Linked DNA regions of Mus musculus: regions 1, 2 and 4 are each linked to region 3. Evidence: chromatin loops called from intact Hi-C (ENCODE). Cell type or tissue: gastrocnemius. All regions are shown on one strand.

The links. Hi-C counts contacts between places; a loop is a spot of excess contacts. Peaks named below come from ENCODE experiments on the same cell type or tissue, not always from the same donor. Only the 100,000 strongest peaks of a DNase experiment are listed, where the experiment ranks them.
Region 1: a loop joins it to region 3, with 4 times the contacts of the local background. A loop is called at or near these places in 19 of 42 quality-filtered maps.
Region 2: a loop joins it to region 3, with 6 times the contacts of the local background. A loop is called at or near these places in 19 of 42 quality-filtered maps.
Region 4: a loop joins it to region 3, with 2.7 times the contacts of the local background. A loop is called at or near these places in 9 of 42 quality-filtered maps.

The regions. Positions count from the first base shown.
Region 1 is chr17:29,613,416-29,615,915 of GRCm38, forward strand. It overlaps Rnf8 (ring finger protein 8), which reads left to right and starts at 1,374. Exons shown (of 8, transcript NM_021419.2): 1 at 1,374-1,663. The coding sequence starts at 1,553. It overlaps Gm28043 (predicted gene, 28043), which reads left to right and starts at 1,374. Exons shown (of 28, transcript NR_132314.1): 1 at 1,374-1,663. In gastrocnemius, CTCF peaks have their summits at 264 (motif pointing right) and 1,138; DNase peaks (open chromatin) are centred at 263 and 1,394; H3K4me3 peaks cover 1,830 bases; H3K27ac peaks cover 1,862 bases.
Region 2 is chr17:29,598,505-29,601,004 of GRCm38, forward strand. Tbc1d22b (TBC1 domain family, member 22B) reads left to right here. Exons shown (of 13, transcript NM_198647.1): 11 at 1,335-1,462; 12 at 1,642-1,737. Among named protein-coding and RNA genes, the nearest start is that of Tbc1d22bos, 3.4 kb to the left of the region's middle. In gastrocnemius, no CTCF peak of the experiment used is centred here; a DNase peak (open chromatin) is centred at 1,209.
Region 3 is chr17:29,881,906-29,884,405 of GRCm38, forward strand. All of the region lies in intron 1 of Mdga1 (MAM domain containing glycosylphosphatidylinositol anchor 1), which reads right to left. Among named protein-coding and RNA genes, the nearest start is that of Mdga1, 5.4 kb to the right of the region's middle. In gastrocnemius, a CTCF peak has its summit at 1,208 (motif pointing left); DNase peaks (open chromatin) are centred at 1,190, 1,585 and 1,982.
Region 4 is chr17:29,635,104-29,637,603 of GRCm38, forward strand. Rnf8 (ring finger protein 8) reads left to right here. Exons shown (of 8, transcript NM_021419.2): 7 at 715-919. It overlaps Gm28043 (predicted gene, 28043), which reads left to right. Exons shown (of 28, transcript NR_132314.1): 7 at 715-919. Among named protein-coding and RNA genes, the nearest start is that of Rnf8, 22 kb to the left of the region's middle. In gastrocnemius, a CTCF peak has its summit at 1,196 (motif pointing right); DNase peaks (open chromatin) are centred at 1,218 and 2,434; H3K27ac peaks cover 523 bases.

The DNA.
Region 1 (2,500 bases), 270 kb before region 3:
GGCACTAGGCACACGCGTGGTACATACATACATGTTGGCAAGACACATACATAAAAATAAACCGAACCAAAACAATCCATAAAAATAATAAACTCCAGTTCCAGGGGATCCAACAACCTCTTCTGGTTTCTGCAGCCATTGGGCATGCACTTGGCTCAGAGACATACATGCAGGCAAAACATGTACACATATATCTTTTTTTTATTTTTTTTAAGATTTATTTATTATATGTAAGTACACTGTTGCTGTTTTCAGACACACCAGAAGAGGGCACCAGATCTCATGATCTCCTTTCGGGTGGTTGTGAGCCACCATGTGGTTGCTGGGATTTGAACTCAGGATCTTCAGAAGAGCAGTCCGTGCTCTTAACCGCTGAGCCATCTCTCCAGCCCATACACACATATCTTAAACACCCAAACTTCAGCGTGGAGAGAGAAGGGAGAGTTTCATCTCCCTAGCCCCTTCAAGCCCATTTCCATTCCTTCTGTACCCTGTATGAGCCCCAGGTAATGCGATCCATCTCTACAGATTTGCCTGGTATAATTTTTAAAGATTCAGAAACAAAATGAGGTCATGAAAAACAAATAGATGCTAAATAGGAATAGACTGAATCAACCTTAAAATGATCAGACTTTTCTAAATCACTCAAAAGTGGGTTATAATGGGGTGGAGGTATAATTTAGCTACAGAGTACATCCTTGGCTGTGTGTTCAATGTTCAGAATCTCCTACTCCCAACCCAAAGTAGGCTATAGTTCTCAATAAAATGGTTATGGCCGTCATCACCGTGTTATAAAGCAATTTTTGTTTGTTTTGTAGACACGGTCTCATATCCCAGGCTGGCCTCTAACTCACTGCATAGCGGTAGATGCCCTTGAACTCCTCATCCTCCACCACACTCTGCCAAAGGAAAAAGGGGTGGGATACAAATAAAGGTTCAGGTTCATTGCTGCTGGATCTGGGGTACTGGCTTTGGAGAGCGCAGAGAGGAAAGAAGGTATTGGGAAAGTCATTATTATACTCACGAACCCAAGGAAAGAGAGTGTTTCTGTTGTTTACTATAATTTTTAATCTATAACTTTTAAGTGTTTATTACTCTGCGCGCACACAGGCGCGCGCGCACACCCACACCCACCCGCTAGGGTGCGCATTTGGAAGTCAGAGGCCAATTTGAAAAGTCAGTTTTCCCCAGCCACCATATAGGTGAAGCCTGAGCATCGTCTCCACGCTTGCCAGCAAGTAGCTTTACTCGTTGAGCCATCCTCCAAGTCCTAAAATCTATGCTTTAGTTTAGGATTTTGTCCGCAGCAGACGTTACGCTCGTCCTTCTTCAGGCTCACACCTGCGCACTTCCCGCCCGCCTCCCGCTGCGCACGCGCACTGCCCGCCTTCCCAGGCCTGGGGCGGGCCCGCGCTCTCAACGCGGTCGATCCCCGGGCGATTGCTTCTGTCTTGTGTGTAGATTAAGTTGCGCGAGAGGAACCTCGGAGGCGGCCGGAGCTCAGGCTAGAGGTTGGCTGGTTGCTGAACGCTGCCCCAGTGCCGGTCGGGCCATGGGCGAGCCCGACCCCTTGGTCTCGGGGCAGCTCGCGGCCCGCCGGAGCTGGTGCTTGCGGCGGCTGGGGATGGACTGCGAGTGGCTGCAGCTGGAGGCTGGGACTGAGGTGAGGGCGAGAGGCCTGGCGAGCTGCGGGAGCGGGGGAAGGCCGCGCACACCGGTCGGCGGGGAGGCGCCGAGGCAGCGGGCTCCGGCCACCTCAGGGCCCGGAGGGACCGGGCCGCGAGGCCAGGCGAGTCCGCGGCTTGAGGCCCGAGCTGGAGGGCGGCTGCGCGGGAGCGGGACCCGTGCCGGAGCCGCTGTAACGGACGCGGGCCTCCCAGCGAGGAGAAGGATGGGGTCGAGAACAGGCACTGTCCCAGTTAAGGGTCTATCAGAGACGGAGAAACTGAGGCAGAGGCGTCCCCACTGATTCCTAGGAGTGGCGAACCTGTCTAGGGAGTCTGAAGATGGACGCCTGGAAGGCTGCGGAGGGCGTGGACTCTCTGGAGTTGATTTTAAGTGTGATCAGGAGTTTAAGGGTAGCATGCCTAAACCCCTCGAACTGTAATACTGAAAATAAAAGTCTTCCATTCCATCTCCGAGGGGAACTGGAGCGTCGGGGTGGGCCACTCCTGAAGTGGGTCAGCCTTCTCTCCAGAAACTGCTCACAATGTAAAGCTGACTTAAAAGGCCGGTGCTGGGGATTGAACGCAGGGTCACAGAACTTGGAAGGCAAGGACTCTACCAAATGAGCTGTATCTGCAGCTCCACAAACGCAAAATTAGAAACAAAGACAAAGTGGGAGGAACAGTTCTAAGTGGGGGAGAGGTGCTGGGTGCTGTTGTGGGCTTTCAATCCTTGCAGTCTGCTCTGGAAGCAGAACTGGGTCAGGGATGCGCTTGCAATGTAGAATCCTTGAGGTTTTGGAAAGCCTGTACAGTACTGAATGTTGGTCATGTGT
Region 2 (2,500 bases), 280 kb before region 3:
CGGGCATGGTGGCAGCACTCGGGAGGCAGAGGCAGGCAGATTTCTGAGTTCGAGGCCAGCCTGGTCTACAGAGTGAGTTCCAGGACAGCCAGGGCTACACAGAGAAACCCTGTCTCGAAAAACCAAAAAAAACAAAACAACCAACCAAACAAAAAAACCAACCAACAAAACATGAAGAACCCCAACGCTTCTGGGGACAGGTACACACATGCCACCTCATGGAGGGGGCTTCAGGACAATGCCCAGGAGTCTGTTACCTCCTCCTGTCAGGTGGGTTCCGGGGTCAGGCTGTCAGGCGTGATGGTAGATGCCTTTTCCTTGTTGAGCCATTTGCTGACCTCCGATTGCCCCATTTCATAAATGAGAAGACCGTGATTTAAAAGCATCCCACCAGCGGGGCTGGAGAGGTGGCTCGTGGGTCACAAGCCCTTTTCACTCTTCCAGAGGCCCCAAGTTCAGCTCTGAGCACCCAGCTGCAGTGGCTCACAGCTGTCTGTACCTCCTGGCACTCTGATGCCCCTGACTGTGCTCATGTGCACGTGCCCACACAGAGACATATACTCACATGCACATGCCCACGCGCAGACACACGCCTGCATGGTTTTTTAGTACAAGCGCATCCTAAAACATCAGTAACAAAAAGCCCACCTGTCGAGCATTAATTTCGAAGCCGTCATGCAGGGTAGGGACCAGGCTTGTTTAACTTGCTCAGGATATGATGCAGATTCCAGGGCAGGAGCCAAGTGGCAGGTGGCAGCTAGCTTCTACTGAATTTGTAGAATGATCTCCTGGTGAGTCTCCTCCTAAGAGAAAGAAGCCGCCGGGCATGGTCGCACATGCCTTTAATCCCAGCACTCGGGAGGCAGAGGCAGGCGAATTTCGAGTTTGAGGCCAGCCTGGTCTACAAAGTGAGTTCCAGGACAGCCAGGGCTATACGGAGAACCCTGTCTCGAAAAAAACAAAAACAAAAACAAAAACCCAAGAGAAAGAAGCCACCTCTGCTGGCCGTCTGTCAGGGATGCTGAAGGCAGCTGGCCAAGGTGGCCTCCAGGCTCCCTTTCCGTGCTGGCCCTGCCCTGAAGAATGATTAGGCCCAAGCAGCTAAGTTTACCTCATGCCTCTTGCTTCATGGCCAGTGCATTGCCAGGATGGCAGCAGGCACCTGGGAATGGGTTGGTGAGATGCCTGGCATGCCATAGGCCATGTGCTGACGTCAGCCGTGAGTGGCACTGGGGGGTCAAAGGTCAGCCCACAGTGGGAGGGGCTGGTAAGAAAGAGAACCTGCTCCTGGCCCCTGAGGCCTGCTGGTAGCTCTGACCTGGTGCCGCTTTCAGAGCAGGTACACAGTCACTTCAGGAGGTACGAGGTGGAGTACCTGCAGTTTGCCTTTCGGTGGATGAACAACCTGCTGATGCGGGAACTTCCCCTACGCTGCACCATCCGCCTGTGGGACACGTACCAGGTATGGAGGGACCCCTCCCTCTCCCAGCTATCCCCGTGAAGCCTCTCCACCCACCTTCGTCTTGTGTCTGCCTTTGGAATCTCTTGAGCCCATGTTCTCTGTCACACAAGAGGTTTTAAGCTGTGAGAGGTTCACAGTTGGGGCCCTGAGGCCTACCTGACTCTCGTTTTCTTTCCCAGTCTGAGCCAGAAGGCTTCTCGCACTTCCATCTCTATGTCTGCGCCGCCTTCTTGATCAAGTGGAGGAAGGAGATTTTGGATGAGGAAGACTTTCAGGTGAGTGGGCAGAAGGGCTGCGGAGTGGCCGCACGGGCCCGAGAGACTCATCATCCACTCATTCGTGGCTGTTGGTTACAGGTATGGCCTGTGAGTCACTACGGAGGCCCAGGACGTCCTGGGAAGTGAAGCGGGCAGAGGGCCGTTCTTACAGCCCACATGCTGAGGGAAGACAGGCAGTAGACAAAGTCACGGGGGTGCCAGAGGTTCTGGGGTTAAGTACACACTACCGCAAGGCCCAGCAACCTGTGTGGATCCTTAGCGGTAGGAAGGGAGGCTGCACATTCAAAGGAAGCAGTCAGGATATGCTCACCAAGAAGGCGACATTTAAGCAGAGGCCTGAGGAGGGTGAGGGAGCAAGCCATATGGCCACTGGGGCAGAGGGCGTGACTGACCTAGAGGCTTTATGTCAGCTGTGTGCCTGGCAGTTTGAGGGGTTATGAAACGAGGCCTGAATAGGTGGCCAGAGGAAGAGCAGAGCAAGCTAAGTCAGAGAAGGCAGGTAGGGCAGGAAGTTGCTGTGAGCGCCCAGCTGTTCCTGGCAGGTCTTAGGAATGGAGTGGGTACGCCCTTGAAGGCCACTCTGCTTCTCTGTGCAGTGGCTGGAGGTGGGGAGTGTGGGCACAGCAGCCACCCAGGACACTGCTGTCATTCTCCAAGGGGTCTGGCTATGGGTAGTGACAGCAGAGGTGTACATGGCCGTGTTTGGGGTCCTTTGTATCCACTGCCCAGGCTCTTTGATGGGCTGTGTTTGGACTGTGAC
Region 3 (2,500 bases):
GTTTATGGGATCTTTGTGGCACTATTCCCTCCTTCCATGACTCATGTCAAGCCCAGAACCAGCTTTACCAGAGGTGGAGACTCAGTAGATACCCCTACCTCCCCAAAACATAGCTCCTCATTTTCCTTCTCCCTACCCAGAAGGTCCATGGGACCAACACCGGGACCCCCCTCTTACCAACTGTGCCACCCTGAGTAGGTTACCTATGACTTTGGACCTCAGTTCAAGGACAATGCCAGGCGTCCTGTGAGCTCTCAGAGTATCTTGGAAATGAAGACCACAGTCAGATCAAGCCTTGGCAGGGCACGGGGCTACCACCATGGCTGTGATTGGCCATCACCTTCACCAAGGATACTCCCTAAAATGGGTCACTCTCCTTTATACTAAAAGATGCTAGGGAGAGCCATACCCAGTGCATGGGGGGGCTGAGTTTTATTTTCTGACTTTGTTTTGTTTTTTTGTTTTTTGTTTTGTTTTTTGTTTGTTTGTTTGTTTTTTTCGAGACAGGGTTTCTCTGTGTAGCCCTGGCTGTCCTGGAACTCACTCTGTAGACCAGGCTGGCCTCAAACCCAGAAATTCGCCTGCCTCTGCCTCTCAAGTTCTGGGATTAAAGGTGTGCACCACCACCGCCTGGCGAGTTTTATTTTCTTAGACTTTTGTGTATTCCTTGATTGTTCTGCAGAGCACATGTGATATCCAGTCTTAGGAAGAAGGAAGATTCCATTGTTTAAAAATAAATAAAATCCATTCCTTTGAGCTAAGCACAGCATTCGCCTGCCTCCTGCATCAGTTATTAAATGCCACGTGGGCCCCTAGTCTTCTGACAGCAGAAAAGGAGATGCCGGCCAGGGACCGTACCTAGGTTTGTATAGAGGCAATTGTGCAGAGGTATTAGATCCCTCCCCACACACCGCCTACTATAGCCAGAGCCCCACAAGCTCAGCAGAGTCCCACAAAGTTCTCGATGGCCCAGAGAAGAACTGAGTCATCTTGAAAATGCAGGAAGTGTGGCTTTATCCATGGTGGGTGCCCTTGGATTCTGAATCAGGTATGTGGGAGTTGGAGAGAGCCCCCTTTCACCCTAGGCAGGGGTGACAAAGGGGACTATGTGTCTCCTTCTGTAATGGGGTGAGGAGGCCAGCAAAGAAAGGGAAGCAGCGGCGATATGGTGGCCAAGCCTGCCCCCTGCTGGCGATATCTGGAAGAACAGCACCAGCTTTACAACGAGGGGTCGGTAGGGAATAACACCCCACCTCTCTGGCTCACAGGCATCAGGGACTTACTCAAACTGAGGTGTGGCAGGGAGAAGGTGAAGTGGAGCCTTTTCTAGACTGAGAGAGCTGAAATTCCATCCCAAGTCTCCCCAACTTTTGTGGGTGAGGTACCTTCTGGTCTAATGTTCCTGAACCCAGTCACAGAAAGAGTCATCGGGGTTCCTGTGGGGAACGGGTTGAGAGGAAGGGATCCTACACATTCCCCCTGGGCCTTAATACTCCAGGGCCCCTCCGTGCCTCCCGGGCAACCAGGAGAAGCTAGCCCTGCTACCACAGCCTGATTTCCACTCCCACCCCAGGTATCGATCTCCTGCATCATTCATTTGCCAGGCCTTGGCGGCTGTGATTAGCTCCCTCCACCTCCCTATGGAGCCCCCCGCCCATCCCTTCATGTTCCAGCAAAGCAGAGCTAATACAGGGCTCTAAATGAGGCTTTGCCACCCGGCCTCAGCAGCTCAGAGCTAGACCTGGCCAATTACACGCAGGCCCCTCCGATAGTCCCAGACTGCCCCTTAAGGGTACTTTCCTTATTCTCACAATCCCTTCCAATCTAGCTTCCAGACCCCAGACCCTCACCCATGTGTGATACTTGGATACCCAGTCTACAGAGTAGGAAGGGGCAGATGCAAACCAGGAGCTGTATAGAATGACCCTGTGGGGAGCCCCCAGGCAGCCTTGGGGGAGCTGCCAAAGGCAGCACAGGCAAAATAGCCTGGATTTATGGACACAAAACAATCTTTGCCTCGGGCAGTGTCTACAACAAAGAATGAAACTGGAAAGGGGACAAAAGTAGGCGGGACCTTCCTTGGGGAGTTAGGAAAACCTAAGCCTGCTGCTGACCCACGGAGCTACCTGCTTCCAGAACCTGCTTCTCAGGGTAAGAGCTTATACAGCCGCTTTCAAGGCAGGGGTGTGGAACTCAGAGGGAAAGGTCCCAAGTGTCTCCACCCACCTCAATACTAGAAACCCCACACTGGGAAATTCAGTTCCCGAAATTCCTCTCCCCTCCCCACCCCCATTCCTCAGAGATGGGGAGAACCTGACTTGGTGATAATTCTGTAAGCGATGTTGCTCTTGTCAAATTATTCAACATCTGTCTTCATGTTCCCACAAAAATTAGCATAGGATAGTAGTTTCTGATGACACCTTTGGTGAAATATTTTGACTTCCCCCAGTAAGTTGCAAACAACCTGTCTTAAGGAGAATGTCACTTCCCACTCCTGCAT
Region 4 (2,500 bases), 250 kb before region 3:
TGTGGGTCCTTTTGAAAAGCAAACACCCAGCCAGGCATGATGGCCCACGCCTTTAATCCCAGCACTCGGGAAGCAGAGGCAGGCCGATTTCTGAGTTCGAGGCCAGCCTGGTCTACAAGGTGAGTGCCAGGACAGCCAGGGCTACACAGAGAAACCCTGTCTGGAAAGAACCAAACCAAAAAAAAAAAAAAAAAAAAAAAAAAGATAAGCAAACACCTGTCTCCTAGGCTACCGTTTGTTACTTCGCCATGTTATCACACCAGCTATTTTAATTTTCATACATTTTCGTACCATTTGTAACCAATTCATTTTATGCTAAGTGTTACGCTTATACAGTTGAGTAGCAGGTGAGTTTTAGTCTTTTTTACACCTTTGGAAAGGAAGATGGGTGTGCAGAGAGACTGCTGTTCCCAAGCAGCCCCTAGGAAGATTGGGTGTGTCTGCCTCCTGCGGAAAGACCAGGTCTGTGACTGGAGTCACTTTGGCTGCCACTTTGGCTGCAAGTCATTCCCAGCGTAGTCTCCAGTCTGATGGGTTGCTTAGGACTGTGGGAACTGGAGGGGAGTGGGAGGAAAGGGAGGCAGAACCGGGTGCTGAGCCAGCCGGAGCAGAGCGGAGCCTCTGTGAGGCGGGGCTGTGGTGAGTCTGCCTGTGGGCCTGGGAGATTCGCTCTGTTGTGCTTGAGAAAGTAAGAGTGTCCCTTTCACATTGCAGGCTGTCACCCTGAACTGTGCCCACAGTTTCTGCTCCTTCTGTATCAATGAATGGATGAAACGGAAAGTAGAGTGTCCCATTTGTCGAAAGGACATTGAGTCCAGAACCAACTCCCTGGTTCTGGACAACTGCATTAGTAAGATGGTGGATAACCTAAGCTCAGACGTGAAGGAAAGAAGAAGTGTCCTTATTAGGGAACGGAGAGGTGAGTGGCTCTGAACTCCTACTCCCTGACAAAGGGCTTCCTTACTTAGCTACAGCAGGCGTTTTTACAGGGTGAAGTTGGACAATAGAGTTTAGTAAATGTTTTTGGAGTACAGGCAGGAGAAATGGGAGTATCTGCAGAGTTCAGGTAGCCCGCATAGGAAAGAACCGAATTAGAGTTAGTCTCTGTTGTTTGAGCTCCACCTGGTAGGTGTGTTCCCGCTTGCTCTGGAGCAAAAAGCTGGGCCAGAAAACAGTCAAATGGTTTGCTGTCTGCACACCAGGTGGTGCTGTTGCTGAAGGCAGCCGGCCAGTTAGAGATGGAAATACATACATAAGCTCTGTAAGGGCTTAGGGCTGGGGTGTAGTCAGCCACAAAGCCCTGGGTTCAGTCCCTAGCACCACTATTCACACACACACATTATTGCGTCCTGGTGGGTTTGATAACACATCTCCAGTCAGGGGACTTGGGGTGAGAAGATTGGGGAAGGGATGGCAAGTGTTCCTGAACTGTCCCTCCTAGTGAATATCTGTCCATTTAAGTCAGTGGTTCTCAACATCCCTAATGCTGCAACCCTTTAAAGTAGTCCCTCTTGTTGTGACTGACAACCATAAAATTAATTTGGTTACCACTCCATAACCATCTGTACGTTTGCTACTGTTATGAATCACAATGTAAATATCTGTTTCTGGTGGTCTTTGGGGGTCGTGCCCACAGGTTGAGAACCGCTGGTTTAAGTGATGCTGCCACACTAGGGGCTTGCTGTGTTAATGCCGCAGAAAGCCACTCCTTCATGTTGCAGCAGAAGATTCTTGGTGCAGAACAAGGAAGCTGCTGGGTATTGCATAGAGAGCCATGGCACAAGAGGCGGGGTGTCCATGGCCGTCGTGTTCTGTTGCTACCTTCTGGGAATTGGAAATTAACTCAGCTCCTGTCTGTGATGCTGTCACATGACCGGTGTGTGGGGGTTGGGTGGGGGTGGGGTGGCCTGGTTATACTCCTGAGCTGAGAGATGCTGGGCAGCATAGAGGCCAGATGCTGGTCATAGCAGTCGAGTGGCCCTACAGGAACCAGCTTTTCCAGGTAGGGACAGGGATCTGTTGCTGACACATGTGCATCCATAGTGTGAGACTGGGCTGGGTGCTGTGGATGCCGAGTGGGAAGGGTTCCTGGCTAGGAGTGTGAGCTGACCCTTGACGTGTGTGCTTGCTGCTTTCCTGATACCTGCTAGAGTATTTTGCTCAGTTTAGAGTCTCTATAAGTTTTACCTCTGCCCTTGGTTCTGGCAGAAGCCCATTGCTCTTCATTTCCACCTGTATTTCCATAGGAACATGACACTAGCCCTGGGAAGAGAGAGAGCATCTCACTTCCTCTCACGCTTACCTGAAGGTGTTGTGTGGCTTCAGAGGAAGGACCGCTTACGTGGGTCTGGGCAGGTGGAGATGAGAGAGGATCCTGTAGAGGAAGCCATGTTTATGCCAAGCCTTACAGCTTTCTGGTTGCTTGCTTTCCAAGCCAAGAACATGACACAGTTTGCAGAACAGCCAAAACTGGGAGGGGCCTGCCAATGGCTTGCTTCTG